2 separate regions of the Homo sapiens genome follow, and region 2 is linked to region 1. The links are chromatin loops, found by intact Hi-C in ENCODE. Cell type or tissue: IMR-90. All regions are shown on one strand. Links, peaks and the distances in the headings refer to the core of each region. The heading gives the core; the rest is flanking DNA.

Region 1 (11,220 bases), core at 1,162-9,161:
TATTGCCTGAGAGCACAGCGTGAGGGCCAATGATCAGGATATAAACCCAGGCATTCCAGCAGGCAACGCTACCCTCTTTGGATCCCCTCCCTTTGTATGTATGGGAGCTCTGTTTTCACTCTATTAAATCTTGCAACTGCAGTCCATTCTGGTCCGTGTTTGTTATGGCTCCAGCTGAGCTTTCACTGCCATCCACCACTGCTGTTTGCCGCCATCGGAGACCCGCCACTGCCTTCCATCCCTCCAGATCCGGCAGGGTGTCTGCTGTGCTCCCGATCCAGCAAGGCGCCCATTGCTGCTCCTGATCTGGCTAAAGGCTCGCCATTGTTCCTGCACAGCTAAGTGCCCGGGTTTGCCCTAATTGAGCTGAACACTAGTCACTGGGTTCCATGGTTCTCTTCTGTGACCCACGGCTTCTAATAGAGCTATAACACTCACCGCATGGCCCAAGATTCCATTCTTTGGAATCCGTGAGGCCAAGAACCCCAGGTCAGAGAACACAAGGCTTGCGACCATCTTTGAAGCAGCCCGCTGCCATTTTGGAAGTGGCCTGCCACCATCTTGGGAGCTCTGGGAGCAAGGACCCACCCCCCACCCCCCATAAGATTATCACCAAGTAAATATTAACAACATATTAAATTAAAGAACAGGAACACATATATTGATAGCACCTTATGTTTATTTGTCATCACTGAACTTATTTTTGTTTTCTATATAATGTATAGATTTAGAATTTGCACAACATATGAAAGATTAGACAGAAATATGAATAAATTCTGTCTGGTTATTACCATTCAATATTTTATAAGTTGCTATCTCTAAAAAGAATACACTGAGATGTTCTTTTAATGTGGCTTTGTTGTAGTTCTGGCAATTAACATATCAAACATTAATTCATTTAAATGAAAGAAAACATATCATTATTCTAATATGGCTAAGCAGAGCCAAGCTGTTGTGAGATTTGCATAGACATATCATCAAATGGCAATATCTGATCAGTGACAACACACCTTCCAGTCTACATATTTTTCCTAGTTGTGTGATATACCTTTGATATAATATCAGTGTTACAAAAATTATAATTCCACTCACTAATTTGTAGTTGCTTTATAAAAGCACTCTCTGAGTTGAATTATTTCATCCAGAGCTCCTGACACACAACTTGATTTTAGCTAGAAAAGCCAGTCAAATAATATTTCAGAAGCTATCAACAAAAAAAGTCAACAGATTACCCTACATAATAATAAAGATCTTTTATATTAAAAATGTCATAAATACAGTTAATAGACAAGCAATATTTTAGGGAAAAAATGTACAACATATATAAAGGGCAACAGTTTAGTATATAATAACCTCCTAAAATAAATAGAGTAAATTAATCAGTAGAATAATGGACAAAAGAAAGGTACAAATACTTGATTTAAAAAACTATGAAACAAACTACAGTTTGCCAACAAACAGAAAAAGATGTTCAAGAAAACCAGCAATTTTTTTGTGACAATCAATTCAAACCAAAAAAATTAAAACTATACACCTATTAGATTATTTTTAAAAATTATTCTTAATATTCAGTTAACATTGATATTAGAGTGATATTTTATCTAAGTTGATTTTTACAGAAATATTTAACCTATTTATGTGGGTGTGTGAATGTTCACTGAAACACTGTTTATAATGGCTACATTTTACTCATAATATAAATATCCACTGATTAGGGAATGGTTAAACCATGTGTGATGCATTCATTTGTAAAAATTACAAAATCATTAAGTCTTTCCAAAAGCTAAGAGTTCTAAAATAATGTTCTAGGAGGACAGAGTTTAAAAAAGCAAAAACAAAAAGTGATTTGAAAATTATGCATAAGTATTAATATATTTCATCCCACATGTTACAAAAAATTATATATGTTTGTGTCTATGTATGTACACATACAAATGCATAGACATACTCATATCAAATTTTTTATTATTGTTACCAATTGGTATAAGATTAGATAATTAAAGTAGGGCTTTTCCTTGCATCATGTATACTTGTTTAGTTTTCGACTATTTGCTTTTTTACAATGAAAATACATTGATCTGCTGCTAGTTTGCTTAAATTGTTTTCGTTTTAAAATGGTAAAATATAAAATAGCTAACATCAAAGCTATTCCAAAATTTAATTATTTTAGAACAAGAATTTTACCTGGAATGATAAATTTCCAGAAGTTATATTTTTAAAATTTTAATGATGAGAAAATGCTAAAAGTATTTAATTACAGGTATTAGATGTGTCATTTCTTTGTAAAAGTATATAATGTCCTTACAATTTTCAAGCTATAAATATGTAAATTTAAAAAAATTATCTTGATTACACTGCTGGAAATAGTCAAAGATTTATTGGGGCTTACTATGAATTCCAATCAGTGATAGTTAACTGGAGCCCCATGGTGATCACTTAGTCAATATCAGATAAGCTATGAGGACATTTCTGATTATCACATTCTTATCAGATTAAATTTATTTCCAGCAATAACTACTCAGTGGGTTCCACTTGGAACTCTTATTACTGCTTCTGCGGGATATAACATTTAAGAGGGTAGAGTATTGATGACATTGAACAAACACATAAAACTTCATTTGACTTTAGGTTGATCTTCACTACCTTGCAGAAACAGTGCCTTACTTAGTTTTTCATTCATGTAGCCTATTTCTGCTGATGTTTATTCTTTGTTTTCAACTGATAACTATATTTAAATCACATATCTTTCTTTTTTATTTTGTTTTTGTTTTGTAAGTAGTTGTCTCATTTGCTATTGGAATTCTGGAGTTAACATTGTCAAAGGACTTTAGTTTAAGCCTTCGTATGTTCATTCATATTCAAGCTGAGAGAAAGCACCTATACTGAATTAGTAAGCCGTGCTTTTATGAACCAGATGCTGATCCCAAAAAGTCCTCAATAAATAGAACCCTTTCTGTTTCTAGGTTTCTGAACAGACTGAACAAGAATATCTAACACTTCTACAGTTATTCAGTTCTTATACATACCAGGTAATGTTCTGAGTTACACTCTTATTCATTCCTCACAAGTATCTGAGTTAAATGGAATTTTATTCCCACTTTACAGATTAAGAAGTGAGGAACAAATAAATGCAATAGAAGATGATATTCCTAATATGTAATAGGGCTCTGATTTGAATGCACACTATTAGGCTTCAAATATACATATATATACACACATATATGTATACATATATACATATATATATATATATATTTTTTTTTTTTTTTTTTTTTTCTGATGGGCACCGTGGCTCTTGCCTGTAATCCCAGCACTTTGGTGGGCCAAGGTGGGTGGATCATGAGGTCAGGAATTCAAGACCAGCCTGGCCAAGATGGTGAAACCCCATCTCTACTAAAAATACAAAAAGTAGTCAGGCATGGTGGCAGGTGCCTGTAATCTCAGGTACTCAGGAGGCTGAGACAGAGAATTGCTTAAACATGGGAGACAGAGGTTGCAGTGAGCTAAGATCAGGCCACTGCACTCCAGCCTGAGTGACAGAGTGAGACTCCCATCTCAAAAACAAAAACAAAGATTTTTTTTCTTTTTTCTTTTCCTTTTTTTTTTCTTTTTTGCAGGGGAATGGGGAGCAGGGTTGTTTTGTTCTGCCTTTAAATGCACTGAAGATGAAAATAAAATTAATTTGTAAGTGAAGAAAATTGTCACAGAATGCAGTCTGACTCAGAAGCCAAGCTTTCAACCACTGTTCCGTACTATGTCTTTTTTGTGCGTGTCTATGCTTATGTTTATATCTACATATCACTCCATATTTATATAGGATATATATGGATATATATGCTTAATTTGCATACCATACCTAACACATAGTTATTTTAGTTCATGAAATATATCTACTTCATAAATTACATTTTTCCAAAAGCTAACTCATCAAGTCAGAATGGAGACTAACAAGTGGAGCACATCTTGTTCCTGTGTAGGTTCTATATACAGGATTAGTTTCTTTGCTGTGAATCATAGACAATTTACTATGGCCATCTGGGCTTGAAAACCAAGAGGGGTTCCTGGCTCCCCAAACAGAAAATCTTTATGAAATGTTGTAGTCATCTATGTAGTACAACTTTGAGAAATAAAGTGAGAGGTTTGCCTCTAACAACCTCTGGAATTGAACCCAGCAGTCTTCTCTCTTATCACTCATTGTTAATGCATGGCACTTGGTCATCAGTGGGTTGAGATTTGTGGTTAAAAGAGAGGCCATGTGGACACTGGACAAAGATCTTCAACTTCACTAAGTCTACATTTTCTCCTACCTAAATTAATATAGGAACAAATCACTCTGCTATTTATCATAAGTCTCTGGCACATAGTAAGTCCCTGGTAACATCAAAAAATTCCACAAAATAAAAATTATATTATAAAATCATTACCAAAAAGAGTAGATATTTTTTAAAGGAAGAAGAAAGTGCAAACAGGGTAGATTAAGGGCAGCAAAGGAGCATAATCTCAGTGTAAAGAAGAGGAAATTAGTCCCCTAGGGGATACAAAATCAAAGAGCAAGAACCCAGGAGTAGAAGACAGACAAAAGTCTCAGTTGATCTTATACTTACAGTAAAAAGAATCTGGTAAGAAATGCTGAAATTTGAAGAACTCCTCAGATCATAAATTCAGCAAGTTTTGGAATGACTCAGGGGAATTTGAATGACAGTTCTCCAGAACTATAAAAAAAATTCTAAAAACATATTTCCCATTCTCTTATATAATAATATTTACATTGAAATCTGGGAGTTTATTCTCAGAAAAGAACAGCTTTATCCTTGAAAACAGATCATTGTATGCTCTTATAAAGAACTCTGTTACAACTGTAAAAAAAGAACAGTCACGATATAGACATGACATTGTTATCTAAAATTTCCTCTTGTTTCAGTGCAATAAATAGAAGTAGAGTGATGTCCACTCAAGGTTAAGTGTGAGTATTAACAAGAAGTTTAAAGCCTTCTCTTTTATAAGTTGAAAGCAATCAAATAATTACATCTCTTAAAAGACATTAGGAAATAACTGATTTTTTAAAAGCTAAAGATTAGAAACATATATGCAGAAGTTCTTATGAATTTGTAAGCAGTGAATTACTAATAAGTATGCTAAAGTTTATACTGACCCATATGCAGAAGAAGACTTATATATAAATACTTGCTGTTGGATTGTTTTCAGTAGCGACATTGGAAACAACCTAAAATCAATAGACTTGCTGAATACATTAAGACAATCCCATGCAATACGTTGTTATTTACTAATTAGTAGGACTAAAGTAGATTTATGTGTGCAGGTATGGAAAAAACAATCTAAGGTAAAATAAGTAAAGAGAGGAAATGGCAGATAAATGTGTGGCTATGTATGTATGCATATTTATGTCTCGAAGTATATATAACAGTTGTGTGTGTATATATAATGTGTGTATATATATAAAACAGTTGTATGTAGTTGTATGTATATATAGATGTTGTTGCGGGAATCAGAGAAACGTAGAGACCAATGGGTGAAACAGGAATATTTTATTAAGTGGTCACTGGCCCAGCAGATTAACATCCAAAGGCTGAGCCCTGAACAAAGATACACTTGACTTTTATACACACTTCTGAAAGGGGGTTGGCTGGTTTGAATGGCGCGGTGGGAACTTAATGGTGCAAAACTCGTGGGGCAGGCAAGCAAGCTTACAGAAGCAGAACAAAGTCAATTAATCAGACTGTGACGGGTTTCGTAACCCAAGCATAGCTTGTGACCTTGCAGCTGCATTGAAGGAAAAACAGGAATTTACAAAACTTGGGAAATTGAGAAACAGTAGAGGGATGAGGAGATAGTAAAGGAATTTGTTTTTCTTGTCCTTGCTCTGATGGCGTGTTAGGAAAGTCTCTGGGACTCATTCCTGTGGACTCTGTCTTCCTGGATAGCGTTATCATGTCTCGGCCAGGGCCCTGCCTATTGCTGGCCTTGGAGTGATTCAGCCAAGTACAGGAAAAACTTGTTTTTCTCTTTTAACTTCTGCTTCATTCCCCGCTTTGATGCTTTTTACAAATGAGGTTTAATAGAAAGCATCACTATTAATTAATTCTTCATGTAATGGTAGATTTTCTTCATTTGGCAAAGGTTGATATTTAGTTAGAGCCATTAGTTGAGTGGTAGTTTGCCTGGTTACACAAGCCTCTGTGGTCGATTGAATGTGTTTAACAAGGAGGGGTAAGAGGCAAGGGAGTATTAAGCAACTTCCTAGTATGGCCAGAACTATTCTTATTAGAGTTTTAAATCCTCCAAGGGATGAGAACCAGCCTCAAAAGAGAGAATCAGGAGACCATCCTTTCCAAGTCTGGACTCGAACATGGGCTAATTTTTGGATTTTGGCAGTTATATCTTCGATGACTTCCCATTGTCATAAATTTCTAGGCAGCAATTAGTTAGATTGAACTTCCTGCATACCCCTCCCTTCTGGGCTAGGAGGTAATCTAAGGCCAGTCTATTTTGATAAATAGCATTTCTCATTTTTGTGGCTTGCTGGACGATTAGATTTAAGGTCCTTGCAGTGTCATTAGTAATGATTTCAAGCACTGCCTGTAACTCTATGATGTGGTTGAACATGTAAATAGGGGTGCGGCCATACATTCCATCTTCCCCCCAAGTGGCTGGTCCATAATATTGGATTATTCTTTCAGGGGGCCATTTGTCATCCTTCCAATTCCCTGTGGTTTTACTCCTTTTATCTCTCTTTTTAGTTTCATCGTAGACAGGGTACCCTAAGGCTCCTCCTTGCTTTAGAGGGATTGGAAAGAAGGACAGTCTAATTGTCCTTAGTACACAAACCACTGTCCATTTTGCTGGCAGTTGCTGATATTCGCTTGGCCCATAGATCCAGTAGAGGCCAGAGGGTGCCTGCCAGGTATTTGGAGCTTCAAGTTGGTACCAAGAGTGGTTTAAAGAAGGGAAACAGGAGAAGGGGCTGGGATGAGGTGATGTGGAATTATTTTTGCCCTGCCATGAAGTTTTTCCTAGCATTTCATTGTAATATTGGTGTCCTAGGCAAGTTAATTCTCCTGCTGGGTCTGTAAAGGGTTTTCCCCAGTGAGCAATGCAGAATCTTCTGATAATAGAGGTTTTTAAGAGCCAGACACTCGAGCTCGTGCGCGTTGGTTCAGGAGAGGAGACAGAGTGAAGTTATCTTGGGGCATTAGCTGTCTTGCTTTCCATGGCCATTGATCCCCCATGTTGGTTCTTACGCAAACATAGCATGAGGAGTCCTGTAAACTGCTAGCTGTGTTTTCAGCTAGTTGGGCAAACAGATTTCCGGCCAAAGGAGGGGGCTCAGGAAACTTCTGGTTGATATGCTCATAGAATGACTTGAAAACTCTGAATTGTTGAACAGGTCTGGATTTTCTTCATGATATGTAAAAATAACATTTTTAAAGACAGTTTTTCCCTCTTGATTTTTGGTTAAATAGGAGTATCCTATTGGTGCTTCTATTCCTGTAGTCTGTATCTGTATGTTTGGCTTTAAGATGGTGAAATTTACAAGACTGCAAGCATTTGCTTTACAGTCTGGGTCTGCTGGTATTTGGGTAAACATGACCTGCCTTTATTTAGTAGCCCATGTTGCGCAGTCCCAGGTGGAGCAAGCCGGGGGAGTTCTAACACTTTTACAACAAGTTCCTACAGGAAAGGTTGAGTCTCTGAACGTTGCCTGGCAAATATTTAAGTACAAGGATATGGTTCCTTTGTGGAAAGGGGGGTACCTTGTTTTCGTTTAAAAGGGCTCCCTCTTCTGACCCGTCACAGATTTCGAACCACGTCCCAGGTAAGAATCTAGGGTCATAACACACATAAGGCTGGTTATTTCCTGGGTCACAAATTGAGTAGGTGGTCTGGTTGTGAGTACAATTTCCTAGGTGGGTTCCAATACACTCACAATAAGTATGGTATAATAGAGTTCTGGTTTATAGTGCTTCCTGACCATGTAGTATGAGTGCATACCTCTTAGAGTTCTCCGTTTAACATAGATAAGGGGACCAGCAATAATAAGGTAAAGAGTAGCATACTCATACCCAGCAGGCACAAAAGAGGTGTTTACCCAGAGGAGGGGGTTGAGCAAAGCAACAGGACAATAGTAAAACAACTAGTGTTACAAGGAAAATTACTAGGCTCAATATTTCTAGCCACATTTACTTCCCTGATGATGACTCAAGCTTTGGCCATGCATAGACTAGTCAGCTTCCAGGGTGACTAGAGCAGGGCTGTTGTTGTCTCCACTGGCGACTCAGTCTCAACACAGGATCAACCTGGGGGATGGTTTGGGTCCCAATGGCTGGTCCATTTGTCTCGAGCTTCCGGTTTCAGTCAACTGTGGTAAATCCAAGGCACAATTCCTGCAACTTTAACAGCAGTGGGAGTGGACAAGATTATAGTATGGAGCCCATCCCATATGGGTCCCAAAGTGGTTGGATTCCATTGCTTAACCCAAACAGTCTCCAGGTTTAAATGGGTTCGCTGGTTCTGTTAGGCTTATGGGCATTCTTTCCCGTACTCAGCCATGGATTTCTTGCATGACTATCCCTAAAGCCTGCATTTGTCTCCTTAAGGTCAATTTCCCTAGTTCACAGAGATCACCCTTAATTTGACCTATGATAGGGGGTGGCTGGCTGAACAAGGTCTCTTAGGTAGAATACCCAGTTTGTTTGTTGGGGGTGCATCAGACTCAGAGGAGGACCATGGGCAGGATCTGATCCCATCTTAGATGAGTTTCTTGACAATATTTTTTCAGTAGCTGTTTGAGTGTCCAGTTCATGTGCTTCACCTTTCCTGAGCTCTGCAGCCGGTAGGCTGTGTAATTTTCATTTTATTTTTAACAGCCGTGTTAGTTCTTGAACTATTTCAGCTACAAATGCCAGACCATTGTCTGACCCTAGAGTTAGGGGCAGTCCAAATCTGGGGATAATGTATCTTAACAATACTTTAGTCACTTCTCATGCTCTCTCTGTTCTAGTGGGGAAAGCTTCGACCCATCCCGAGAAGTTGCAGACGAGCACCAGCATGTACTGGTAGCCCCTCATTTGGGGCATCTTGTGAAATCTGCAAGTAGGTTTTCACAGGGTGTGGCCCCCATTTCCTGAATTCCCGGGGGGCCAAGTGGGCCCTTGTCTTGGGTTGTTCTGGGCACAAGTTAGACATTGTTTACAAATGTCTTGGGTGATGGCAGTGAGCCATGGCACATAGTAGCATTTCTAGTGCCATTTTCCCCATATGAGTTCCTTAATGGAATTGTCTTACAAACTTGAAACTCCCATTTCAGGGATAGCTAGTCCCCCATTGGAGAATTTCCACCATTCTCCTTCAATGTACTTTCCAGATTCTCAGGCAAACCAGGCCTTCTCATTTGAAGAATAACTTGAGACCTCTGGGAGGGAGGGATCTGGGAGGAGAGGCATATCTAGGGTTTCTTTCTTAAAATGCAGTGTAGTCATTGTTGCCCATTTGGCCTCCCTGTCTGCCTTTCTGTTTCCCATAGTCTCTAGTTTTCCTGCCTTTTGGTGACTCCTGCAGTGCATAATGGCCACTTTCTCTGGGGCCCATACAGCGTCTAAGAGCTGCAGAATTTCTTCTTTGTGTTTTATTTCTTTGTCCCTAGCAGTTAAGGGTCCTCTTTCTTTATATATAGCCCCAAGAACATGCAACATGGCAAAAGCATATTTGGAGTCTGTATAAACATTGATCTTTTTGTCTTTTGCCAGCAAAAGAGCTCATGTCAGGGCTATTAGCTCTGCCTCTGTAGGCAGAGGCTGAACCTCCACTACTGAGTCCAATGTTACCACCATATACCCAGCTCAGCGGACCCCACCCAGTATAAAACAGCTCCCATCTGTGAAGTATTCAACACCTGGTTCTCTGAGGGTTTGGTCTGTAAGGTCTCCCTGGCTTGAGAACACCTTGTCTACTGTTTCCACACAGTCATGAAGGGGGGCTCCCAACTCTATCAGGAGCAAGGTGGCTGGGTTAAGGGTATTTACCGTTTCCAGAGTTATATAAGGATTTTCACATAGGAGACCCTGTTACTGGGTCATCCTTGGATTTGATAACCAATGATGCCCTCTCTGGTCCATTAATGTTATAACCAAGTGCGGTACCCAGATGGTCAGTTGTTGCCCTACAGTCAGTTCGTCAGCTTCTTGTGCCAATAGGGCAAAGTCAGTTAGTGCCCTGAGGCAAGGAGGCCACCCTAGTGCTATGGTGTCTAGCTGCTTGGATGAGTATGCCACTGGCGATGCCATGATCCCATGACTTGAGTCAGGACCCGTATAGCCATTCCTTTTCATTCACGGATATATAGAAAAAAAAGGCTTAGTTATATCTGGCAGTCCTAAGGCTGGGGACTGAGTTAAGCCTTCCTTGATTTGCTTGAATGTCCTCTCCTGGTCAGCCTCCCAGAGGAGGGGCTCCCTTTCCCCCTGCTTTGTGGCTTCAGGTAAGGGCTTGGCCATTACTGCAAAATTTGGGATCCAGATACAGCAGAACCCTGCTGCTCCCAAGAATTCTTATTTGACACCAGGTGGTTGGAGTTGGAAGCACACAAACAGCCTGCTTTTGTTCAAGGCTGAGCCAGCGTTCTCTTTGGCTTACTATGAAGCCTAAATACTGGACTTTTCTTAGATTTGAGCCTTTTTCCTGAACACCTTATATCCAGCTTTCCACAGAAGGTACAGTAGGTCTTGGGTTCCTTGGAAGCAGTCCTTTTGGGTTGGGACTGCCAGAAGAAGGTCATCTATATATTCCAGCAAGGCACAGTTATAATTTGGCAGGGTGTAGGCCTTGAGGTCTGAAGCCAGTGCTTCTTCAAAGATTGTGAGAGAGTTTTTGAACCCTCGTGGGAGTCTTGTCTAGGTGAACTGTGAATCACCCAGTGAAATGAAAAGATGGGCTAACTGGTGCTAGGTGAAGACAGAAAAATGCATCTTTCAGATCTAAGTAAGTAAACCAGGTAGCACTTGCTGGAATAAATCCCATTAAAGTATATGAGTTTGGTACCACTGGGTAGATGGTTACAGTAGCCTGGTTATAGCGCGTAAGTCCTGCACCGGTCTATATTCACCAGATGGTTTCTGTACCAGCAAGAGTGGAGTGTTCCAGGGTGACTGGCATTTGACTAAGATTCCATGTTTGAAGAGCCATTCTAAGTGTTTGTGAATGTCC
Region 2 (11,220 bases), core at 1,679-9,678, 92 kb before region 1:
TGCCCCAAAATATGATGCTTTGGCTTTCTGAGTGCCTTTGATTAAAGAAAATTGAAAGGCATCTGAAATAAGCCCCAAAACCAAGGTCTCTCTACAACCTTTCCCCAGCACCCTGTATCTCTGATCTTCTTTCTTTCCCAAAGTGCTGGAAAGGATTTGCTCTGGAGTTTTCTTAACTGGCTAGAGAAGCTTCATTCCAAAAGAAATGCTAGCGTCTTAAAACCCCTTCCCCAGGTATCTCATCAAATAACCAGGAAAGTTTAACCATTAGAAAAGAGGAGAGACTGGGAGACATCACCATGCACAGAAAGAATTTACACTAATTCTTCTGAGGGTAGCTCTGAGTGGTTGCCTGGAAGACTTATCTGAAGCATAGGACAACCTTTGTTCACAGTGAAGTTCCACCCTTTACCACCACCTCCCATAGAACTCAGAGACACTTTGTCCCAGGCTATTGTTCTTTGGGTTCATTCAATTCCATCTGAAAATAATCGACTCCTGTAACCCCTCATTTTCCCTTCCCTTATAAAGATGGATATATAAGCATCTAGATCTCATTAAGTTATTAGGTAATTATTTTCCTGAGATTCCCACATGCTTATGTGTATTAAATAAATTTGGTTTGTCTTTTTCTCCTATTAATCTGCCTTTTGTCAGTTCAGCTTCAGCAAACCTTCAGTAGGCAGAGAGGAAATTTCCCTCTGGCCCTACACTAAACTAAACATGTAGTTTAAAGGTTTAATTTTAAAAAATACAAGGAATGCGTTTGAGATTTTTTTATATGCTAAAGGAAAAAAAGGTTTTTTTTTATTTTTCTATATATTCCGAAATCAAAGGTACATGTAAAAATATTGGTAGACCTAATGGAAGATATGGCCTCAGTTCTTACTCTGTGCCCAAATGTCGGCAATTCTTCAATACAGAAATTCACATTTGATAAAATATTTCAAGATTCTGGAACACAGAATTTACCCTAACTGGAAATATTCATACTACTACTTATTTTAACTCCCAATCACATATTTTTCTCCTTATCTTACTTCACTTAGCCCATTACAAATAACTGAAATTAATGTGTTTTATTTTATGTTACTTTTAAGTTGTGTTAGCTTCTTTAAAGTGGTCCATACCAAAATGTTAGCTAATTTTATTTTATATGGTAACTGTTTCCTTGGTGGTGTTATAAGTTTCAATTAAGCCTCACCTCAAAGAGAAAGGTTAAGTAATAAAGGTATTGTCAACATTGTAGTTTTAATAGCTATTCTTTATTTCCCAATTTATGTCATATTTACACCTATTGATTTTATAATTGAATAGAACAATTTAATTTAGAGACTACAGATATAGGAGACTTAGCTTGAACTTAAATTCCATGTTCCTCACTTATTACAGGCAAGTTATTAACCTCTGAGGCCTTTGATTTCATCTTTAAAATAAAGGTAGTAATATTTATTTCTGCTTTATTCTGAGGAATAAATGGGAAAGTATATGATAAAATGCAAACTTAAAATGTTATTTTCTGTCACTTTCAGATACAAAATGAAAATTCAGAATTTAACTGACTTTCACAAGTATATTCCAAGTTGGTGGTAAAATAAACACTAGAATCAAATGTTTGTATTTTTTGAATATTTATGTATAATGCCTTTCAGTTATATTGATAAAAATAATGCATGCTTTTATTGATATGTTATTAGGTTGAGGTGAACAATGTAAAGTTTATTTGTACTTTTCTATTTGTTAGGGCATCTGGAAAAAGCACAATCTCTTTTATATTATAAACTTTTATCTACACAATTTTGTAACATGAATAGAGAACTTCCAATCACAGAGAGAGTAAAAAGTGGAGCCAGTATTGGAATGTAGAAAAACATTGACTTTCAAAACTAATTTTTCTAATATATTACTAGGTTCTGTATTACATAGTATGGGATAATTTAGAAATATAACTGATAGAGAATTAGGTTATAAATGGCTAAGTCTGTTTAGAGAAAAGAGATAAGCACAATAAAAATAAATGAGTACATGTTATAAATAACATTTGAAGACAATATGAAAGCTCATGAAACAGCATAGCTTACTTGACAAGAGAATGGTATAGGCAATATACATGACAGAAATTTAAATGAGGTGAAACAAACCTCTCTCTCTCTCTTCTCAGAACCTGGCTAATAGACTTGGAATGGCAGGTTTGATAGGCTTATACTAGTTCCCCATCCAGGTTTAATTTCTCATATCACCCATTAACTTCAACCTCCCTTTATAACAATATTACCTATGCCTATAAGGAAAATGTTTCTTCAGATTTCAACTGTTATGTACTCTGCAATAGATACTGGATATTTTTTGTACATTTGTTCTGTCAATGTATTTTCTTTTTCCTCTTAGAAACATTCTCTGACATGAATTAAATCTTCGATTAACTGAACTTTGTACAATATCTTGTACACTCAGAATTGCACACACTGGCCTCATAACCTTCTTAGATACTTGTATCAGATTAGGTTTGGCTTAAATATATATCAGGCTAGATTTTTTTAACTATATACTGCTTATAAGACACATACATAAAAGGGCATAGCCTTCTATCTGGGCACAACCTTTTGTGTGTGTATGTGAATTCGCCCATCTAAGTGTAAAGATTCCATGATCAAAACAAAACAAAACACACAAACAAAAAACCATGAGGATTTCTATCAGGATTCACTGAGTTATATTTTGGTAGCAAATAAACCTCTAATCCAAATGATGTATGTAATTTGTATGTCTAACATGGATCAGCAGAAGAGCTTTGATGATTATTGTCTGTCTTTCAGATACCCAGATAGATTGAACAACCACTATCTCTTATGTTGCTGGTTACTATGTTAGAAGAAAGAAGCTCTGGGGCATCTGGCATAAGCAATGTATTGTTCCAGCCTAGAAATGACATGTAATAATTCAGCATTCAAATGATCTGTCTGAATTAGTCACATGGACCAGTTACCAGTGGCCTAGAGACAGAAGTAGGGAAAATAGTACATATTTGTAATCAGCACCTCAACTGCAAGACTGGCCTTGCCCAAGTCACACCTTTCCATAGCTGACCACATCTAGAGACTGAGGTGAGGTGAACTAGAGAGGCCTAGCCATTTCCATCACTATTAGGCAACTCTGACAGGCAATCCTTTTTCCAGATATTTTATCCTGTTGGCCAGAGTTTTGACAATTTTGCATCATAGCTTGACTTGATTTCACTCTCTGTCCAATTCTGCTTCCTCTCCCTTCCTTTAAGGTGTGTTGATTCATAATAAACATCTTGTGCTTTAAACTTCATCTCAACAGCTGCTTCTGGTATACCCAACCTGTGATAGTCTGAAATTGATTCAGACCTTGTGAACATAACCATTTTACCTTGAAGAACATTTAATTCCTTTATTACATACACTGTCTAATTCTATTTTTGTTAACTTTTCTTTTCTAAGAAGGGTGAGGAAGTACATTTGCCTGTCATTTATTTTACAAAAACAAAAACAAGTATTTTCAATGCTTGAAAGTTAAAAGTCTGGTTTCATGATTTCTCTAAAAATTATTTTGCTATAGTTAATTTAATATTTATTTTTAGTCTGGATTCTGGCAAACATAGTGTTTTTATTTCTTTCTTTATTCATCTATGTGTTCATTTGTGTGACCGAAACTAGATATTTTGTTCCTTAATAGATCGTTTTTCCTTCTACATTAATAGAGCCTTTAATTTTTATCAGTTTTATACCCACTCAAAATTAACACTATATTTTCCACTATTCCTTTTAGATAGATGTGAACATAGACTAAATTGCAGCCAATAATATAACTATGATAGGTTTGTTGTCCAATGCACTGCAAGTCAATATACTGAGACACTAAGTTGAAGCAAAGAAAGAGTTTTAATTTTAAGGCTGCCAAATGAAGAGGTAAGAGGACTCCTCAAATCTGTCTCCCCAAGGAATTTGGGGCTAGGGTTGGGTTCTTAAGCGTTTTGGTGTCGACCAAAGTGTGGAGACCATTGATTGGTGGAAGAGTGCAGGGTGAAGTCATGGAACAGAGAGGTGGAGAAACTGCATTTTCATGCTGATTCAGTTCTGTTGTGGGGGTCTTCAAGCTGTTTGGGGTCAGCTGTTCTGCTGGCATTCACAATCTGAAAAATGGTGATCCTTTAAAAAAAAGTCTTATGATTTTAACATCAGAGATCTTAACTATAAGAACAATCAGGATGCAAATTAATTCTTAAACACAAGCTTTATAGTTCTAATATCAGAATTCCTATCTATAGGGGCCATGAAGATGCAAATGATCAGTATCTAGTGCTACCTGTTAGTTAGAAGGAAGTAGATCAGAGTGCAGCCTGATTAATGCTTAAATATAGCTATATTTCTGTCCAGAATTCTTGTTAGCCCTGTGAGGATGGCTTCAAAAAGATGTATGAGAATGCGAAATTACAACCTCTAGGACAGAAAATGAAGAGGGGATCTTATCATTCACTTTCTAAAAATGCGGAAGTAATGGCTGACATCTAGCCATTGTGGACAATGAGGACAAACGGTATGATCTAGGAATGATGAAGGAAAAAATTGAATTTACTTAATTCTGGACAATGCAGGGCAACACATCATCCCTGCAAGGCCTAGATTTGGTCTTATATAACACAGAAAATTGTTTTAGCCACCACTAATTTAGACTTACCCTTGTATGCAGCCAAACTTAATTCTTACTGATACAGATCATTTATTAGTTATGTGTTTTGCATGGGAGTATCACTGATTCATAAAAAATTGTTTAAGTAAATGATCAATATATTCACATATAACATAGCATAATGATTTAAATCTTAACTTTGATCCAGTTGGTATGCATTCAAGCACTGGTTCCAACACGTATTAGCTTTATGGCCTTATACACCTTACTAAGTCCCTCAAGGCCTCACTTTTTAGATTGTTAACTTGTGTTAAAAATAGTATCTGCTTCACAGTTTTGTTGGGTGCATTGAATGAGGTAATATATGTCAAATACTGAGCCCTAGGCATAGCACATATTAAAAGCTCATAATATTAGTCATTATTGATTTTCTTATATATATATGTAATGATAAACTATGCTCAAAGTAAATGGATGGCATACTTTTGGTATAGGCAAAAGATAAAAATAAGTAAGCCTATCTATTCAAAGGAACAACCATAAGGCTATTTGATACTGGTGTGTTTAAATCATGAGGGAAAAGATGATTTATATTCCTAAAATGATACTACATAGAGTCCATGATTTTTTTAAAAATCTGCTGTTTTCCCTAGCTATGATGGATATTTTTTTTTTGTTTGTTCACGAAGGTATTGTATCTAGCATTCACAGAAGTAGGACCCTCACTATGGGCAATTTAAAAAAAAAATGGTGACTCCATAAGGAACACAAAAGCCTTTAAAGAATTCTTGCCACATCTTCTCACTTATTTTAACATCCATGAATACATGCAGTCAGAATTCAGCTCTTTGTGTAATTTAAGTGTGACTAAACTTTGAGTAATCAGTTTTGTTCTCTGTATGCTTAGCTTATCTGTCATTCTTGAGGAGAAAAAACTATACCTAGATTATTCACATTCTGTATTGCTAAAAATAAAAATATCCACTCTTTTTTAGATAAAGTACACCATTTATTTCCTATATCATGCTACTTTAAAGAGTGTATTTTTTTATTTAATGTACTAGTATTAGAAATACTTTCATTAAAATGTTTAATTCTTTTAAGACTCCAGGTTATTATAAGCTAAACTTTCTCCTGATACACACTCAAGGGTGATTTCAGGGCCTACCCTGCTATTTCATGTAGTATATAATAAGCAAGGCACTGGGAATCATGATTCTACTAATAACACACTCTATGAATTTAGCTGTCATGCCAGATTTCTAAGTGTAACTTTCTAAGCAGTAAAATGAGAGGCGTCTTCTACAAAGGAGATTCAGATTTATTACTTAATTTGTTACATGATCTGCAAAATATGAATAATCTACATTATTTCTTACATAACTAGAATTGTGAACTATAGCATGTTAGGTAACACAATATGAATGTTAGCAGCACCAGAATAAATCCTTAATAGTTAAATAACTGTGGGATCTAAAAGTAAGCTTTTATCAATTTGAATAAAGAAATGTAAATACAGTCAGTCAACTGTATTTAATACACTAGATTTCACATGTGTGTATTCAACCAACTGCAGATAGAAAATTTTCAGGGGAAAACAAATGGATGGATGTATCTGTACTGAACGTGTACAGACTTTTATTTCTTGTCATTATTCCCTAAACAATATACTGTAACAACTATTTACATAGCATTTGCATTGTGTTACTCATTGTAAGTAATCTAGAGATAATTTAAAGTATATAAGATGATTTATGTAGGTTATATGCAAATACTAACACCATTTTAAATCAGGGACTTGAGCACCTATGGATTTCAGCATCCACTGGAGGCCCTGGAATGAATCCCCCAAGGATATTAAGGGATGACTGTAGTTTTACACACTGAGTTAGTTTCTGTGTGTGTGTATAAGTGTGTGTATGTAGCAGGGAGGGTAATTGCAATTTTGATTGTAGCATTAACATATGGTCCATGATTATGGGTAATTTCTTAGTTCAATTTAAGCAGTTTCATAAAAAAGAAAGCATGTTTATAGAGTGACTTAGATCAGAAACATTCCAAAATTTGGCTACATTATAAGAAATATCTGCTATTTATAATGTCAGCACCAAATAACATGGATTTGTTTATTTAGGGATGTATAATACACTTCTGGAACAATCAGTTTCTTCTGATAGTGAATCATCTTAGGGAAACTTTGTGATATATGCAAAGATATTCCATGGGCAATCACAGAAATTTCAAAGATGATTCATGCACATAAAAATCTATAAATCTAATTCTAAAAATGGGATTAGATTTTTTTGAATGGTTCAGCAATTTTTAAGAACCTGTGATTGCTATATCACCAAAGTAGTTCAGATCAGAATAAGTATATTCATTCTATCAGTACCTCATTCTGCGACCTTATGTTCAGTTTAAGGATTAGTATTTGCATGTCGCTGAGTATCTCAGCCTTTTTTTTTTTTGCTTTTGCACTAAAGTTCCAATTTTCTAATAGGTTGATATCTGCCCTATTACTTTTAGTATAATTTTTATATCAATAGGGTTTCATGGAATAGAATTTCCAAATTCTTGAATTCCAAAAATTTTCTGAGTAAGAATTCCAATGAATCTCCTCAGAATTTTGTGAAAAGAAAGCTATGTGACAGCATTAGTGTTGCTATAAAAATGGATATCTTTAAAAAGAGGAGGATAAAGATAGATTTATTTAATATCTTACACTGTCAAATCATGCCATTAATTTGAATTGCATAATTAGTAGGAAAAAAAACCTGAGATAAAGACAATGAAGCTAGGCAAACCACTTTCTTACTCTATTAGATAAACTATTGAAAGCTTTTTTGCCTTCTCATGCTAATGTCATAGATCTAATCTAGAAAATAAGTGGGTTTTGTTGTTGTTTTTAGTTGTTTGTTTCTTTTTCTTGTCTATAACACATTTACATATTTCTCACTGCAATGTTATTTGAACTTCTTAGGTCATGATTGTTAACAAGAAAACTAGCAGTATATAGTTGAAAAAACAGATCGTTAGTTTGTTGGTGACAGAACTCAAGGTACTGTTATTAGAAAGATGTTGATTCCTATTCTAGATCATTTATGTTTTCAAATACTTATAGAATGAGTTTGTTAATTTCCATCAAAAAATTTTATGGACTTTTTGTCTGAGTTCACATTGAATATATAAATCAAAATGTAGGAAAATGATACATTATCATTACTATCTTAATATATTAGAATGGTAAGTATTTATTTAGGATTTTATTGTAATATTTTGAAATTTCAATATTTTTCACATTTAATGATTTCAGATTTCAGAATTTCAATGGTTTTCAAATCTATTTATAAAACTTTTGACAATGTTATAAATGGAATTGATTTATTAATTTTATTTTCTAATTGTTTTCTATTGTATATAAACATACAATATATATTTGTATACTTGCTTGAGTCTATCAACCTAACTAAACTCACTTATTAGTGCTGATAGTTTTATATGGATTAGTATAATTTCTAAAAAAGTAATGAGATCATCAACATATGTTGATAATTTACTTGTTTATTCAAATTAATGTTATTTTACTATTTTTTATTTGAATATAATGTTAAATAGATGTTTTGAATAAAAGAGAGCGAATAACATTGCCTTATTTTCTGTTTTTTGATAGACAGTTTTAATATTTCACCAAATGCATTCAATAAAATGTTGACTAGAAGAGTCATTCTTCCCTTGAACTCAGCCTATGAAGGAAGTTGTTCAGTATTTCACCATATAACTTATGACATAATAACTTTCTATAATTGTATATTATCTGAGCTTTTTTGTAAATATCTTTTATTAGATGGATGAAGTTCCCTATTAGTACAGAGTTGAGAGTTTTTATTATGGATATGTGTTAGAAGTTTTTCAAATGTTGTTTCTAATGTTTTGAACCGAACTTTTAATTTTTATTTTTTACTTCTTATGATTTATTATCCTGTTAATGGTGTGTGCACTATTTTCAAATGAAAAAAAAGGAAAAGAGCCTTTACATCCCTGGAATAATTCACTTGATCATGATATATTGTCCTTTTTATATATTGCTGGATTAAATTTGCTAATATTGATTAGAAATTGAACAATGAGAACACTTGGACACAGGAAGGGGAACATCACACACCGAGGCCTGTTGTGGGGTGGAGGGAGTGGGGAGGGATAGCATTAGGAGATATACCTAATGTAAATGACGAGTTAATGGGTGCAGCACACCAACATGGCACATGTATACATATGTAACAAATCTGCACGTTGTGCACATGTACCCTAGAACTTAAAGTATAATAAAAATATATATATATAAAAAAAGAAATTTGGCTTCTATATTTATAAGTGATATTTGCCTGCCATTTGACTATATTATGCAAAATAAGATTATTTCAAAAATATAATTCATTTTCATGAATCTATGGTACTATTGATATATTTATATATGTATTATGATTATAGATACAAATTCATTTTTTTAACAGAAATTAATAAAAGAAAAAAGATAGCCATTTATATTTATCTATTCTTGGTCTTTCATCTTCTGGCATGGCAGTTCTGGAGTTTCAAGTCTGCTTTAGATGAACAGTTTCTAATTTTAGTATGCTTTGTCACAGACTCCAGCTCTTCAACTGCCCTGACCCTTAATCTCTGCTTTTTCAACTCAGTAAGACTGCCATCCTGTTTTGCTTATCTACATTTTTTGGTTCCCCCAACACATACTCTGCTTTTATTTCCCAAGAACTTGACATAGGCCACAAGCATATATTTGGTTAAACAGGGATCTCATTTTGCTTTTTATGTCTTTTTTAAAGATTCAAAGACTCCTATTCAATGAATAAAAATTTTGCCTTATTTATTACAGTTGTGTAAGACAGAAAGATCAATATGCTTCCAATTAATACTATCATGGCTAGATATGGAAGCCACTTTTGCTTGTTGTTTTAGATTTTAATAAGATCTTATATTCTACTTGTCTCTGTGAGAATGGTATGAGAATTTGGCCTTCATTAACTGACTAATTCTATTCTTGTTGTAACAATATAAGGATAATATTGTGAACAAAATTATTACACAACACTTTAAAAAAATCTATGATTGGTAAATTTTATCTGAATAGATGGGAAGAAGCATATGTAAATGAATCTACCTGAGGAAAACATTATGATTTGGGATTCTCTTCATGCAGTGACTGACTTGTAGGGACTCTTGTAACTAAGTATGCCCCTTCCAGAGAAGCATTTAGGGGTTTAAAGAAAATATTTGGCTTTTGTGAGGCATAAGATTTTTAAGTCAAGGTAGCTCCCATCACTGAATCTTAGTTCCATGTATCGTGTATCATGTGGACAACTACAAAGGAAACTCACTGAAAAAGAAGAGCATGTTATAATTGTTAATCTAGATCCACCTATGTAGACTGGAACTAAATGTGGCCTATAATATAGTCTTAGAAACTTCTGGTTTCAGCTAATGTCCAGCTGAAACTAAAAGATCTCTTGGTGTTTAATGCCATGAGGCTTTGTGCACAGCCTACATGTTTTTGATGAAGCCAAAATAATGTTTGAAATCCATCATACTAAAATGATCAGTCTGCATTCCACTGAGTCAACAAAGCCATCATACTAACACGGTTATTCTGCATTCCACTGAGTCCAGATCTTACTTCTGCCACATAGCTTCTTAGGCCAATTCATTGTTATTTCTGAGTCCTATTCTTCCAGAGACTAGCTTTTGGCAATGCCTTTTTTTCATCTGCCTCCTCTAAACTGCTTCCTTTGTGGACTGTTTCAACAGCCATACTCCCAAACACAGGGCATTTGAACTTTCTATTTCCCATATCAGAAACTCTGCTGCCACAGATAATTTCATGACTCACTCCTTAAATGTAATGTATGAACATATGTGCTGAAATGTTTCTGCCCTATTAGAGAAAGAGGAGGAGAGGGGGAAAGAGAGAGAGAGACAGAAACAGAGAAAAAGGGAGGGTAAGGAAAGAGAGAGACAGATTATGTTGAGTATTTGCTTATGTGTTTATCATATATCTCTCCCCCATAAACACACAAATGCACACACACCCCTCATAGGCTGTCATCTGAGGTCCCTGGGTGGTAGAGCTTTGTTTTGTTCTCTGCTTTGTGACTGTCATCAGGAAGAGCACCTGGCTTACTGTCATGATTAATTTTATGGGTCAACTTTACTAGGCCACAGGATTTCCAGATATTTAGTCAGACATTATTCTGTGTTCTGCCAGGGTGTTTTTGGCTGAGATCAACTTCTGAGTTAGTACACTGAGTAAAGCAGCTTGTCCTCCTTAATGCAGGTGAGCTTCCTTCAATCAGTTGAAGGCCTGAACAAATCACAAAAGCTAACCCTCCTCTGAGTGAGAGAGAATTTCTCTTGCTTGACTGCCCTTTAACTGGAACAATTGGTCTTTCCTGCCTTCAAATTGAAATATTGGCTCTTCTTGGGTCAAGACTGCCAGCCTTTGGAGAGGAACTACCCCATCAGCTCTCCTGGGTCTCTAGTTGGCCAACTCACCCT

Evidence for each region. Hi-C counts contacts between places; a loop is a spot of excess contacts. Peaks named below come from ENCODE experiments on the same cell type or tissue, not always from the same donor. Only the 100,000 strongest peaks of a DNase experiment are listed, where the experiment ranks them.
Region 2: it touches region 1 in a loop (2.0-fold over the local background); 2 of 110 quality-filtered maps call a loop at or near these places.

What each region holds. Positions count from the first base shown.
Region 1 is chr7:120,047,276-120,058,495 of GRCh38, forward strand. No RefSeq gene overlaps it. Among named protein-coding and RNA genes, the nearest start is that of LINC02476, 150 kb to the left of the region's middle. In IMR-90, for the core only: no CTCF peak of the experiment used is centred there; DNase peaks (open chromatin) are centred at 5,806, 6,216 and 8,236; H3K27ac peaks cover 3,775 bases.
Region 2 is chr7:119,954,517-119,965,736 of GRCh38, forward strand. No RefSeq gene overlaps it. Among named protein-coding and RNA genes, the nearest start is that of LINC02476, 53 kb to the left of the region's middle. In IMR-90, for the core only: no CTCF peak of the experiment used is centred there; a DNase peak (open chromatin) is centred at 5,495.